Linked DNA regions of Mus musculus: region 1 is linked to region 2. A link is a contact called in ENCODE Hi-C or POLR2A ChIA-PET data. All regions are on one chromosome and are shown on one strand. Each heading gives the region's core, a stretch centred on a gene start or an enhancer-like site at or near the end of the contact. The rest is flanking DNA. Distances are from core to core; before and after follow the strand shown. Region 1 holds the start of Srsf2 (serine and arginine-rich splicing factor 2). Region 2 overlaps Mxra7 (matrix-remodelling associated 7).

Region 1 (6,113 bases), core at 1,194-3,693, 45 kb before region 2:
TTTTTTTTTTTTTTTTTCTTTTTGTTGTTTTTCGAGAAAGGGTTTCTCTGTATAGCCTTGGCTGTCCTGGAACTCACTTTGTAGACCAGGCTGGCCTCAAACTCAGAAATCCGCCGCCTCTGCCTCCGAGTGCTGGCATTAAAGGCGTGCGCCACCACGCCCAGCTTCAGCATAAAAATCTTAAAGCTTCTGATGAAATTATAAATTGAGAATGAGATTACAAAGCCTCAAAAATCCAATGTTTCAACAACTACAGCACTGTTCAGGATTAGAACATGATTTTGACAAGACTTGCATGCATATTGAGCCAGAAGCACTATACTGCCTGCATAGCCATGATCTTAGTAAAGAACCTGGGGTCACAGAGCTAACTTGCTGAACGTAGCAAAGCATCCCAGTTCTGAAGCCAGGCTTTCAATCCCAAAGCCTCCTAATTCTACAGAAGACCTTTAGTCATCATCGTAAAAGAATTTACCATCACGCTTATTTATTTTGGGATTCACGGCATGCACCCCCATGCCTGCTCTGTAACTTTATTACTACATTTTAAAATTTATGTTTGTATGGTAGGAGAGTGTTCTCCTGCGTGGAAGACACATGAAAACCTGCAGGAGCTGGTTCTCTTCTTCCACCACGTAGGTTCTGAGGATTAATCCACGTACTCTGGGAGGTATGGGTCTGTATCTACTGATCTACCTGGGTGGCTCAAACCTCAGAAAAAGAGAGACAGATTTGACACAATCATGGCTACTCTTCAGTTACAACATGTTATTGCTGGTTTTCCTGAGATGGATGGAACTATGACATGCAAAATAAAGTCATGCACACAGTACAATACCTGGTATATCCACTGCCATGAAAATCTGTGCTATTTAAGCTCCTGATGACAGTTTGCTGTGTGGAAGATAAAACTAATCAACAAAAATGTCTTGCCATCTCCCTCCCCGCAGGAAAGTCTAAATACTCAAAAAAAATGTTATGATCCACACCTCTCACCCAAGCCCACCATGAGAGGAGAAAAAAACCGACTCAATTGCCGCAGAAGATATACTCGAGATGGGGAAACAGATAATCAACTGTACCCACAAGCCACCCAAGCACTAAATACAGAGTTTAACATTCACAAAAATTAAAGTAACTATGGTCCATACTCAAATTGCAAGCCGCATCTGAGTATTAAACGAAAGTGTTTAACACCACGTAAACGCGAAATATCTGATACACAAAATTAAGAAAACGAGAAAGGGTAGGCTGAAAAACAGGAGGTGCAATCTTGGCGTGGTAGCGGACATAAACGTTTATTGTCACAGCTGGAATGCATTCAGACGGGCATTCAAAGGAAGGAGTACAGATTCCAACTCACCGCCACATTTCCACAAGTCTGAAAGGCGGTGAACATAAACATAAAGGCAACTCCTAAAATAACGATGTTGAAAAGCTTTTTAGACTCCGGGGACATTTTGGCTCCGCTTGCTCAGAGGCCAGCAGCGGCCCAGGACAGTCACCTCTTCTCCTCCAGTCGAACCCCCTGACAGCCCTGAGGGAAGAAACCAGATGAGAGAACCACGAAGCCAGACTGCCGATTTCCAATCTTGGGATGGGAATCGTGGGTTTAAGGGAAATCTCTCCCCACCGGTACAGTCGGGACCCTCCGGGGACGCGACCGAGTGCAGAGGAGACCCGGGGTCTACCCGCCGCAACTCCAGTTGCAGGGAACGGGATCCGGGGCAAGGACGAGCAGTAGCAGCTGCTGGGGCCCGCCCTCCCGGCCTGACTCACAGCAGATCACGAGACCGGTCAGCTGACCAGAGTCTGGTCGCAGCGCCCGCCGGGAAATGTAGTCCCGGCGCCCCGTGGGGGGAGGGGAGGGTACGGCCGCACGCTGTGGCTAGCGCGTACTTTAGGTCTACACTACCCGTCCCTTCGTAGAGAGCAAAGGCCCCGAGAAGTGAAACCAAGGCAGCGAGCCTCAGTCAGGAGCGGCGGGAGAGGGGAACGTGAGGTGGCCCCGGGACACAGAGAGGCAAAAGAGAGCGCAAGAACCGGCTCTGACAGGCGGGACTGAAGGCTGGGCGGAACGGCGCGTGGAGCCCGGGCATTGGCGTGGGGAAGGGGCGGGGCTCTGGTGGGGCGCGCTTCCTCTTTCTCCCTCCATAGAGCCTCGTTCTTCCCCTTCCCCGCGCTCTCGCGGACGCACCCACGGTAGAGCATTTGGCGGGCTTTCTAACTGCCTTCTCTGGCTGCTCCCCCGCCCCACCGCAGTGACTGCGCGCTTTCCGCCCGCCCGCCGCGCGGTGCGCAGGCGCACCTGGGAGGGGCGGGGCGCGCGGCGGCGACGTTACGCAACACGGCCGAATGGGCCAATCAGGAGATTCATTTCCGGGTGGCGCGGGCGCCATTTTGTAAGGGTGGGTATAAATGCGCGCTGGGGCCCGCCCGCTCGCTTAGTTGCTGCTCAGGCGTCCGTCAGGTTCGGGTGCTCTGCGGCGGCCTTGCGGCTCCCTCCCTACCCACGAGGACTGTAGCTACCGAGCGCCTGACGGAGCTGCGTTTCCGGAGAGCGAGGGCCTGTCCGGGGCGTTAGGGTCTCGGCGCCGCTTCGCAGCCATGAGCTACGGCCGCCCGCCTCCCGATGTGGAGGGCATGACCTCCCTCAAGGTGGACAACCTGACCTACCGCACCTCGCCCGACACCCTGAGGCGCGTCTTCGAGAAATACGGGCGCGTCGGCGACGTGTACATTCCGCGGGACCGCTACACCAAGGAGTCCCGGGGCTTCGCCTTCGTCCGGTTCCACGACAAGCGCGACGCCGAAGACGCCATGGACGCCATGGACGGGGCGGTGCTCGACGGCCGCGAGCTGCGGGTGCAGATGGCGCGCTACGGCCGCCCGCCCGACTCGCACCACAGCCGCCGGGGCCCGCCACCCCGTCGGTACGGCGGCGGCGGCTACGGGCGGCGGAGCCGCAGGTGAGCGGGGCCCGGGGCGGAGCGGGAGGCGGACGGGCACAAAGGTACGCGGAGCACGTGGAGCCAGCCCCTCCCTCGCGGCCGGGGTGGCAGCAGGGCCGGGCCACTCCGTGCGAGACCCCGCCTCGCGGCAAGGGAAATGGCGCCTGGCAGCCAGATAATGGCGGCGGGGCGGGCGGGGCGGGACCGGCGGCCTGCAAGCTCACCCTGTCGCTTCGTTCACGTCCCACTCGCAGCCCTCGGCGACGCCGGCGCAGCCGATCTCGAAGCCGGAGTCGGTCCAGGTCGCGAAGCCGCTCCCGCTACAGCCGCTCCAAGTCTCGGTCCCGCACTCGCTCGCGCTCCAGATCAACCTCCAAGTCCAGATCTGCCCGAAGATCCAAGTCCAAGTCCTCCTCCGTCTCCAGATCCCGCTCGAGGTCAAGGTCCAGGTCGCGATCGAGAAGCCCTCCGCCCGTGTCGAAGCGAGAGTCCAAGTCTAGGTCGCGGTCCAAGAGCCCACCCAAGTCTCCAGAAGAAGAGGGAGCAGTTTCTTCCTAAGAAAATGGTAATGTCTGCGGGAATCTGAGACACGCCCTAACTCCCGTGGGGTATGGAGTAGGTTTTTTGAGCCTTGTTAGCATAAAGACTCCTGGTGTTAAGAGTACTACTGCTCTGAAGTTACTCAGCTTTGGGAGTGATGCTGAAGAGGGGTCTGCAGAGAGGATTGTGTAAAGCTTAGATAGTAATGGCTGTTTCATGCTGTTTGAGACCTATTAATGAAAATGACTATTTCTTGCTGTTTTTATCCAACGTCTGCATTTTCCCCCTTTAAAGCTGCGGTCTCCTGTTTTATCAAAGAATATTGGCCAGTATTGCAGATTTTAACTGATTTGGCTGATCCTCCAGGGACCAGTTTCTGTGGGCGTGTATTGGAGCAGGTTTGTCTTTAAATGTTAAAGATGCACTATCCTCATAGAGAAAAACATTCAGTGCAACTGTTGTTGTGCTGACTGGGACTTCTTACTCTAATGGATGTGGCAAAGGAATTGCAATTAAGAAGCAATGAACTTTTGGAACCCCAAAAGAAAGTTACAGGTATTGATCCGCACCGGGTGGGGAAAGGATAGTGTGTCTTTAACTCTAAATTGTTTGGTCCTATTTTTCTTTTTAAAGGAAAGGGCCCTAAGTAGCTGATTAAGAACATCCTCAACTGCCAAACGTTTCATTTTCAAACATCTTACAAAGTGTAGACTAATTTCTGATAGCAAGTTTTTGTTTGGAAACAGCCCCACCCTGCCCCCCTACCTTTTTTTTCTTTTAACCCTCCCTTGCCTCCTTTTTTTTCCCCCTTTTTTCTTTCTTTCTTTTTTTTTTTTTTTTTTTTTTTTTTTTGGTCTTGGTTATTTGGCCAAGAATCACATATATCCGAACATGCTGGTGGTACCCTTTGGAAAAACTCCCATTTGGGCCTTTAAAAAAACTGATAATGGCCAGGTGGAACCTTCTGTAACCTACTTGTTTCACCAGAGCCTTAGTAAGTACATGCCTGATAATGAAACCATGTGCACTTTGGAACCTTTTTAGTAGTGGAAAGTAAGCTGAACCTCTTTCTTTTCAAACCTAGATGAATCGGCAAGCGGCTTAACAGAGGACATTGGGGGAAAGGACCACAAACTCAGTCCATCGGTCCATGGAAGAGTCCTTGGAACAAGCAACTGGCTATTAAAAAGGTTATTTTGTAACATTTGTCTAACTTTTTACTTGTTTTAATCTGCCTCAGGTGGCAAACTTCATTTTATGTGCCATTTTGTTGCTGTTATTCAAATTTCTTGTAATTTAGTGAGGTGAGCGACTTCAGATTTCATTATTGGATTGGATATTTGAGGTAAAATTTCATTTTTGTTTATAGTGCTGACTTTTTTGTTTGAAATTAAACAGATTGGTAACCTAATTTGTGGCCTCCTGACTTAATAAGGAAACATGTACAGCCATTACATACAGCCTAAAGCTGTCAGCAGAATGACTCAACATTGCCTTCACTTCTTAATAATTAAAAACCTATGAAAGTTGGTGTAATTTGTTCATATATGTTATTTACCTTCAGGTCTATATGATAATCTGAACCCAAATTTGTATAAAGACTTTTCAGGTGAAAAGACTTAATTTTTTTTTTAAAGGATTGTTTACCCAACACAATTCTAATCTCTTCTCTTATGTATTTTTGTGCACTAGGCGCAGTTGTGTAGCAGTTGAGTAATGCTGGTTAGCTGTTAAGGTGGCGTGTTGCAGTGCAGAGTGCTTGGCTGTTTCCTGTTTTCTCCTGATTGCTCCTGTGTAAAGATGCCTTGTCGTGCAGAAACAAATGGCTGTCCAGTTTATTAAAATGCCTGACAACTGCACTTCCAGTCACCCGGGCCTTGCATATAAATAATGGAGCATACAGTGAGCACATCTAGCTGATGATAAATATACCCCCCTTCCCTCAAAAAATGCAAAATGGTAAATCTGATCATCCTTGTGTTGTGAACTTTTAAAAAAAAAATCAAAATGTTAAGGAAGCAAATGGTTTGTAACTTTGTAAGTACTTAAAACATGGTGTATCTTTTGCTTATGGATATTCTGTACTATAACCATTGTTTCTGTAGTTTGATTAAAGTGTTTTCTTGGTGTTAGCTTTTTTGAGAATGTGTCCTGGTCTTTTGTTTCCCTCATTTTAATCCAAGACCTATACAATTATTTACTTTGAATGTTAACAGCCTTAAGGTATAAAATGTGGGTTGGACTGCTTTTTACTGGTAGGTACTTCAGTGTCAGTGTGGTCCTACTTTAATGATTGGGAGTAGTCTAAGCCTTTTTGAATGTTTAATTTTGTTAAAGTTATGTTGAATGCTATCCTAGGCATGACAGCACAGCCACAAGGCTTACAGAATTGATCATCTTCATACCCATTGAGTTTCCTCAGATAATTCAGCTTTATGCCAGGTTATTCCATTTTGACACTGTCCCAGAACATATTGAGGTACAATTCATTCAGAAACTGTCCTTTGCAAAGGAGATGATCAGCATTTCAACAGTATGTCTTCCTGGAAGGGTAGACTCTGCTATGTCTTCCTTGTCGGCATCAAAAGACTCCAGAGGAATATGCACACATTTCATATCCCA
Region 2 (6,125 bases), core at 3,348-5,847:
GAACTCTCTTGGTAAACCTGGCTGGCCTCAAACTCACCTACCTCTGCCTCCTGAGTGCTGGGACTCCAGAGGCACGTGACACTACCTTCTGGCTTTTTTTATTTTATTTTATTTTTTCATCTACCGATTGAGCTTTGTTGAAAATTAATGGAGAGCTGAGGATGCAGTTCTAGGACGAATGCTTGCCTGCCATGTACAAGGCCCTGAGTTCAATCCCCAGCTACACACACACACACACACACACACATACACACAGAGGAAAGGGGGTACTGCTAAGCACTTGAGAGGGACTGCCCCCCCCCCCCCCCCCCCCCCCCCCCGGTCATCAATAAACAGTATTCACTGTCCCCACAGGAGCAGCCTTCTCCTTTAAATACAGCCCTGGGCAGCTGAGGGGAAGCCAGTACAAGAAGATGATGACCAAAGAAGAACTGGAGGAGGAACACAGGTAGGTCGGCTTCTGCAGCACTAATGTAAGGGTCAAGCAGGGGTGGGCCTCCTGCAAGCCCCGCAGCCCCGCCCACTACTCCCTCTTCCCTTTTTTCTGGGGGTGGGGGGCGGGGCGTCCTTTCTCGTCCTGGGAATATTCAGCCAGCTTCAACCAAAAGAAGAAGCTACCCCGGGAGGCAGGCAGCACGGAGGGAGGGAGGGAGGGCGCGAGAGGAGAGGAGAGTCCATTTCTTGTATTCTCTCTGCCCGAAGCCTCCCCAACTTGGAAAACAATGAGTGAGATGCCAGGAAAGGGCCCGGAGCAGCCTCACTGCTCACTTATGCGTAGAGTCCCTGACAAAACCAATTTGTCACTTGAGGACAGAGCGGGATTCTTGGTGCTCATCCATCTGGCAGCCTCCCTCCTCCGGCCCCCACCCTCCCTCACCCACGGTGTCATTCTCTATCTGTTCCGCTCGCTCTGCGCAGCGCTGCTCAGCTCTCTGCGCAGCTCCGGTCTGCGCAGCTCTGCACAGCTCCACTCTGCGCCGCTCTGCACAGCTCTAGGAAGCTGTATGGCTTCTGGAATCAGGACATCTCCCCTCAACCGCCAGAGCCCCCAGGACTTCCCCCTCAACGTTTTACCCGGACTGCACGGGTGGCTGAAGGGTGCTCAGAAGCAGTAGGATGGCCAAGGTGGCCATAACCCACTGTACCCCCAACCCCATGTGCACCTGCTGTCCCGCCCCGCCCCCCAGCAGTGTGAGCAGAGCCCTTGCGTTATAGAGAAGCCCTTCTCAGAGGGTCTGGTGGGGACTAGACCGATTCATGAGCTGACCCACAGCTCAGCCCACCTCCCTAGGCTGCTTCCAGGGCCACCAGTATCCCTCCAGTATCACAACAACCCTGTGTGCAAGATCCTGTCTCCCTATCAAGATGCTGAGTGTAACCTCTGGGTGCAGAGGGATGTCGGTGTACACAGACGGGAAGAAGCCCTTGCTATGGGAGCCCCTGACTCTTTGTATGAGGACATTGCCTCTCGTTGTGACCCCGTTTGCCACCTTTATATTTCAGGATTGAGCTGACCTCTGACCTCACCTCCCTGTAGCGAGTCCCCTAGTCCCGGGCCACAAATGTTCTTGCAAACCCTTGTGGTAAGGAGGTTGGTTTCGTAGACTAGCAGTGCTTTCCTTACATTGTCTGCTGTGTGTCCCCCAGCGCCACTGACGTGGTCTAAACCCCTCCTCCAACGCCTCCATAACCAATGAATGCATTTCGTCTCCTCTGAACCCATCTTGTTCTTCCTGTGCACGAGGACTCCCAGACACATAAAGAACCTTTCCCAGGGTTCCCCAAGGTCTGCTGGTATAGGTGCTAGTATGATTAAGTGGGGACCATCCTCCCTGAGCCCCGGGCTGCTATGGGGATGTGCATACATCTTGTGAGGTGCCCGATGTGGCTTTGTCTCACCCAGAGGAGAGGCAGTTGGCTGTACAATGCAGGACAGAAACCCCGAGAAGGCCTGCACTCCCTCCCATGGTGCAGGGCTGTTGATCTTCAGAGCTGGGCCTGCAGACCAAGGCTAGGGCCTCCTGTGGTCCACCCCATGCTGGTGTTAATCCAGAGGGCAGACAGGGTCATTTTTCTGAGGCTGTTTTGGAACTCCAGCGTCAGAGCTGAGGTGTTGCCACAGATCCAGCCCTGGCTGGAGAGGAGAGAGAGGGCAGGACACCCTGCCATCCTAAAGACCCCTGGGGATGGGAGCTTGGCAGCACCATGGCCCCATTCTATCCACTCAGGTTAATGCACTGTAGGCCTTGAGGGGCTGTCATACAGGAAAGCAGTTAGATCTCGAGTTTGGGGTCTGCCACTGTCCCCTGTCAGAGCTGAGGCCAAGAAATGAAAAGGCAAAGTCGCTTCTATGTCATTTACAAAGACAGCAGACTCCCCACTGCCTGAGGACCTTCTTCTCCAAGTCTTTGGGAGTCTCTAGACCACCCATGACTCGCTCTGCTGTTGACACTCAAGGCTGTTCTGTGAGCTGCAGAGTGTGCCAAGGAGCTGCTCCGAGTGAAGAAGGAGTCCCTGACTCGCCCTCTGCACAGAGAAGTCCTCACTGTGTGCAGGAGGGACTGGTTGAGGTCCCAGCAGGGCCTGAGTTCATTTCATTCCATTGCCCCAACCCAGCATGCTTCCTGTGGCTCTCCCACGCCCATCTCACCTGACATCTGCTTGCTCCCTCCCAGCCCTGCACGCAGGCCCAGCCGGAGGGGCATCCCCTGACCACACCTCTGTGCCACATCTGATGCTGGGGGTTGCAGAGGCTGCTCAGGTTGGCTTCACCCTTCTGTCTCTGGCTTTTAGAAAAACGATAGCTACATGACAGATCTGGACCCAACGGGATTTGGGGAACGGCTCTAGAACTGTCCCCTGAAAAATAGCACCAGTGTATTTGCTAGCTCAGAGAACAAAGGTGCCTGCTGCCAACCCTGCTCAGGCCTGCCGCCCTGAGTCTGAGCCTCAGACTAGTTCGATAAAAGGGGAGAACCAAGTGGTATGGATTGTCCCCCAAGTTCCACATGCACACAAAACAAATACAAATGTAATTGATAATAATAATAATAATGAAACCGTTCATCTACATTACCATCAAACTAATGAACCACTCTCTCAAGCTGGCAGGCTGCCCGTCAGACCTGTCCCTACCAGCACAATGCCTCTTTCTGCTTCTAGGCTGATAAACAGGCAAGCAAGCACCTTGTTAGCAGGTAAATGGTGCACTCTCTCCCTCTCACTTTGAATCATTAGCTGGGCCACCGCAGCTGCGCCTAGGGCCCAGCTCTGCGGCAGCGCTCTGCTCTGTTCTCCTCAGGCTTGATCACACTCCTCAGGGAGCAGCACTGAGCAAGCTGGATGCCCCAAATGGGTTCTCCTACCATCCCAACTGAGACTTTCTGCCCCTGGATCTGCTCAGACAAAACTCCTGTCCAGAGCCTGGGAAGTGAGAAGGCAGTAACCGCTTAAATCTCTGCTGCTCTGCACGCTAACCTTTTTAAATTCCCTCTGGGTGGGCACGCACACTCCTCCCCTGCTCCCCACATTGGCTCTGACCCTGCCGCTCTCCGAAGCTTCCCTCAGTGTGCCTGGGCTCATTGGATGGCAGACTTTTGCTCTCCCAGGCCAAGAAGCCTGGCTGGCTTTGCTTTTTAGCAGGATATCCCACCTGCTGGTCCCAGAGAGAGAGAGGAACCCAGCTTGTACACTAAGCTTGTGCTGCCAGCCCGGGCCAGGCCCCTCACTGCTGTGCCTGACTGTCTGTAGGTCTGTTATCTTTTCACTCATGGAAATAGACAGGACCCAAGAAGAGGGTTTTGTATGACATGTTAGGGCAGTTAGAAAAGTGGGGACCCCCACCCCCAGCCTTACCTTAAGAGTTCAGGCTCTTCCTGCATAACGGCTGAAAGCATGCAATAACTCCAGCTTCCAGGAGAGGGCGCCAAAGGCACACAATCAGACCTCGGGCCTTCAGAGAGTCAGAGAGTTGGCCAGGCTTTTGGCCCTTCTGGGGAACCTGCAGGGTTAGGTTCAGAGCCCTCACAGCAGACGAAGACCCAGGCAGCAGGAAGCAAAAAAAAAAAAAAAAAAAAAAAAATTATCTAAGGCAATAGGAATTCCATCAGTGTGACCACACAGCCAAGGCTTAGCAAGCTCACTGAACATCGTCTCTGTTTCTCAGAAGCTGAAAGTGGCAGAGGGACAGCTGGCTTTGGCTGTGGGGGGGGACTAACAGAGCTGTGTCCCTGCAACATATGAGGAGCAAACTGCTGGTCTAAGAAAGCAGCAGAGCCTACCATGGCCTCTGCAATTCCAAACATCTTCCTTCTCGTCCCTGTGCCCACCCTCCTGTCCTGTGCTGCTTCTGAAATCGACTGAACAAAATACATGATCTCTCTCTCCCTGTTTCTCTTTACAGAACTGAAGAATAATGAAGGTGTCCTTAGCCTCTTCCTGAAAGCTTTCCTTCCTTTTGACATCCTAAAAGCTTGAGAGATTTAAAAAAAAAACAAAAACACCCCCCCCCCCCCGAGGAGCCAATGCAGGCTGGGGTGCGTCCCTGGGCTAGCAAGATCCTGGGCATGGCCTTGTCTCTGTCCTCCTCAGAGGAGGAAGCTTGCCAGCAGTATGGGCTCAGGCTTTGAGCTTTTCTTACCAGCCATGTTTGCTCCCCACAGCCTTTGTGCCCCCCCCCCACACCCTGTTCCCACAATCCCTCTGTGTTTTTGTTCTCACTGAAGCCAAACCACCAGATTTGAGAAGTAATAGACAAAGGAAGTGAAGTCCACTGGTACTCACGGGTGGTCACCCACACTCACACACACACACACACACACACACACACACACACTCACACACACACACACACACACACACACACACACACACACACTCACACACACTCACACACACACACACACTCACACACACACACTCACACACACACACTCACACACACACACACACACACACACACACACACACATGTGGGGCTGGGGCACTTTCCTCTCAGGCCGGAATGACTCATGTCAGGCATTAGCTTTAATAGGGCCTCCGTTTTGTGCTCCCACCCCCACCACAGGAGTCTCGGGTCCAACCCTCTCAATACTAAGAAGCCTTCCCAGTAGTGTTCTTACCGGCTCAGCCCAGTCTCCACTTCTGCGTGCAGAAGCAATGACAGTATTAGCCTCCAGGAGACTTCTGGGCCGTGCATTTTCTAAGTTTTTTTTTTTTCTAGATGGCTTAGAACCTCAGCAGATACTCACTCACCGTTCCCAGGTTAGGTTTTTTTAGAATTTTATATTTGATAGTATTTATACCAAATGACTTGGAAGTCATAGACTTGTTGGTGAAAACGTTTTTTTCTAAAGCACTAGTTTTTTTTTGTTTTTTTTTGTTTTTTTTTTAAGAAGACTTCCTATTTAACAGAAGCCTGGAAAATGTCCAGCATCAACTCCTAAGCCGTGTATTCCCGACGGTCTCCTCCCTGATAACTCGGGTTCCGGGCTTAGGGCTGAACAGACGACAAAGCAGCTGTACACACACAAACTGTGCACACACACACACTGCCTTAGCTAGACACAGAGCCACATGACCAACAGTCACACTCAACTGTCCCTAAACAGCAATAGCCAAGTCCCTGCCTATGCTGGGATCTCCTCCACATAGAATAGCGATTTCCTCTGGATATGGTTAGCTAGGCTTGTGTGGAACCTGAGCATGGCTTGTGGGCAGCAAGGCCCTGGCACTGCTGGCGGCTTGGCTCCCTGTGTTCAGCCTGTGTTCAGGCCAATAAACATCGAGTAGAGAACCTTGGTTACCGTGTGTTTCTTCAGTTTGCTTTTTTTCTTTCTTTTCTTTTTTTTTTTTAAATCTTTAGAAACAATGGGCATAAGTTTAAGCCTTCCCTCATTTTGATGTCTTGGACAATCCCAGCAGAGTATGGAGCCCTATGCACACCTGATTGAAAATACACATCCCAGGGCTGGAGACATGGCTCTTGGGCCCAGAGCATTTGTTCTTGCAGAGGAGATGGGCTCAGTTCCCAGCATCCAGATGATGATTCACAGCCATCCGTAATTCTAGCCTCAGGGGATCCAGTTCCCTCTTCTGACCTCCGAGGGCCCCAGGCAAACACATGA

What was found. Hi-C counts contacts between places; a loop is a spot of excess contacts on that map. ChIA-PET counts read pairs that join two places held with the same protein, here RNA polymerase II (POLR2A).
Region 1: a map of heart shows a loop between it and region 2 (2.3-fold over the local background). The contact joins the promoter of Srsf2 here to the enhancer-like site in region 2. A Hi-C loop is called at or near these places in 1 of 37 maps with a recorded cell type or tissue (heart). POLR2A ChIA-PET finds 5 or more read pairs at or near these places in 2 of 5 experiments (Patski and embryonic stem cell).

What each region holds. Positions count from the first base shown.
Region 1 is chr11:116,849,424-116,855,536 of GRCm38, reverse strand. Srsf2 (serine and arginine-rich splicing factor 2) reads left to right here and starts at 2,443. Exons shown (of 3, transcript NM_011358.2): 1 at 2,443-2,969; 2 at 3,206-3,516; 3 at 4,576-5,640. The coding sequence starts at 2,608. The coding sequence ends at 3,509. Mfsd11 (major facilitator superfamily domain containing 11) reads right to left here and starts at 1,537. Exons shown (of 13, transcript NM_178620.4): 1 at 1,364-1,537; 2 at 839-894. The coding sequence starts at 1,459. It overlaps Mettl23 (methyltransferase like 23), which reads right to left. Exons shown (of 5, transcript NM_028865.3): 5 at 5,797-6,113. The coding sequence ends at 5,982.
Region 2 is chr11:116,806,246-116,812,370 of GRCm38, reverse strand. It overlaps Mxra7 (matrix-remodelling associated 7), which reads left to right. Exons shown (of 4, transcript NM_026280.3): 3 at 355-448. Among named protein-coding and RNA genes, the nearest start is that of Mxra7, 19 kb to the left of the region's middle. Within about 2 kb of position 4,597, at least 2 of the 3 ENCODE cell types and tissues checked have a DNase peak (open chromatin) inside an H3K27ac peak, as active enhancers do; they include heart, where a contact is called at or near this core.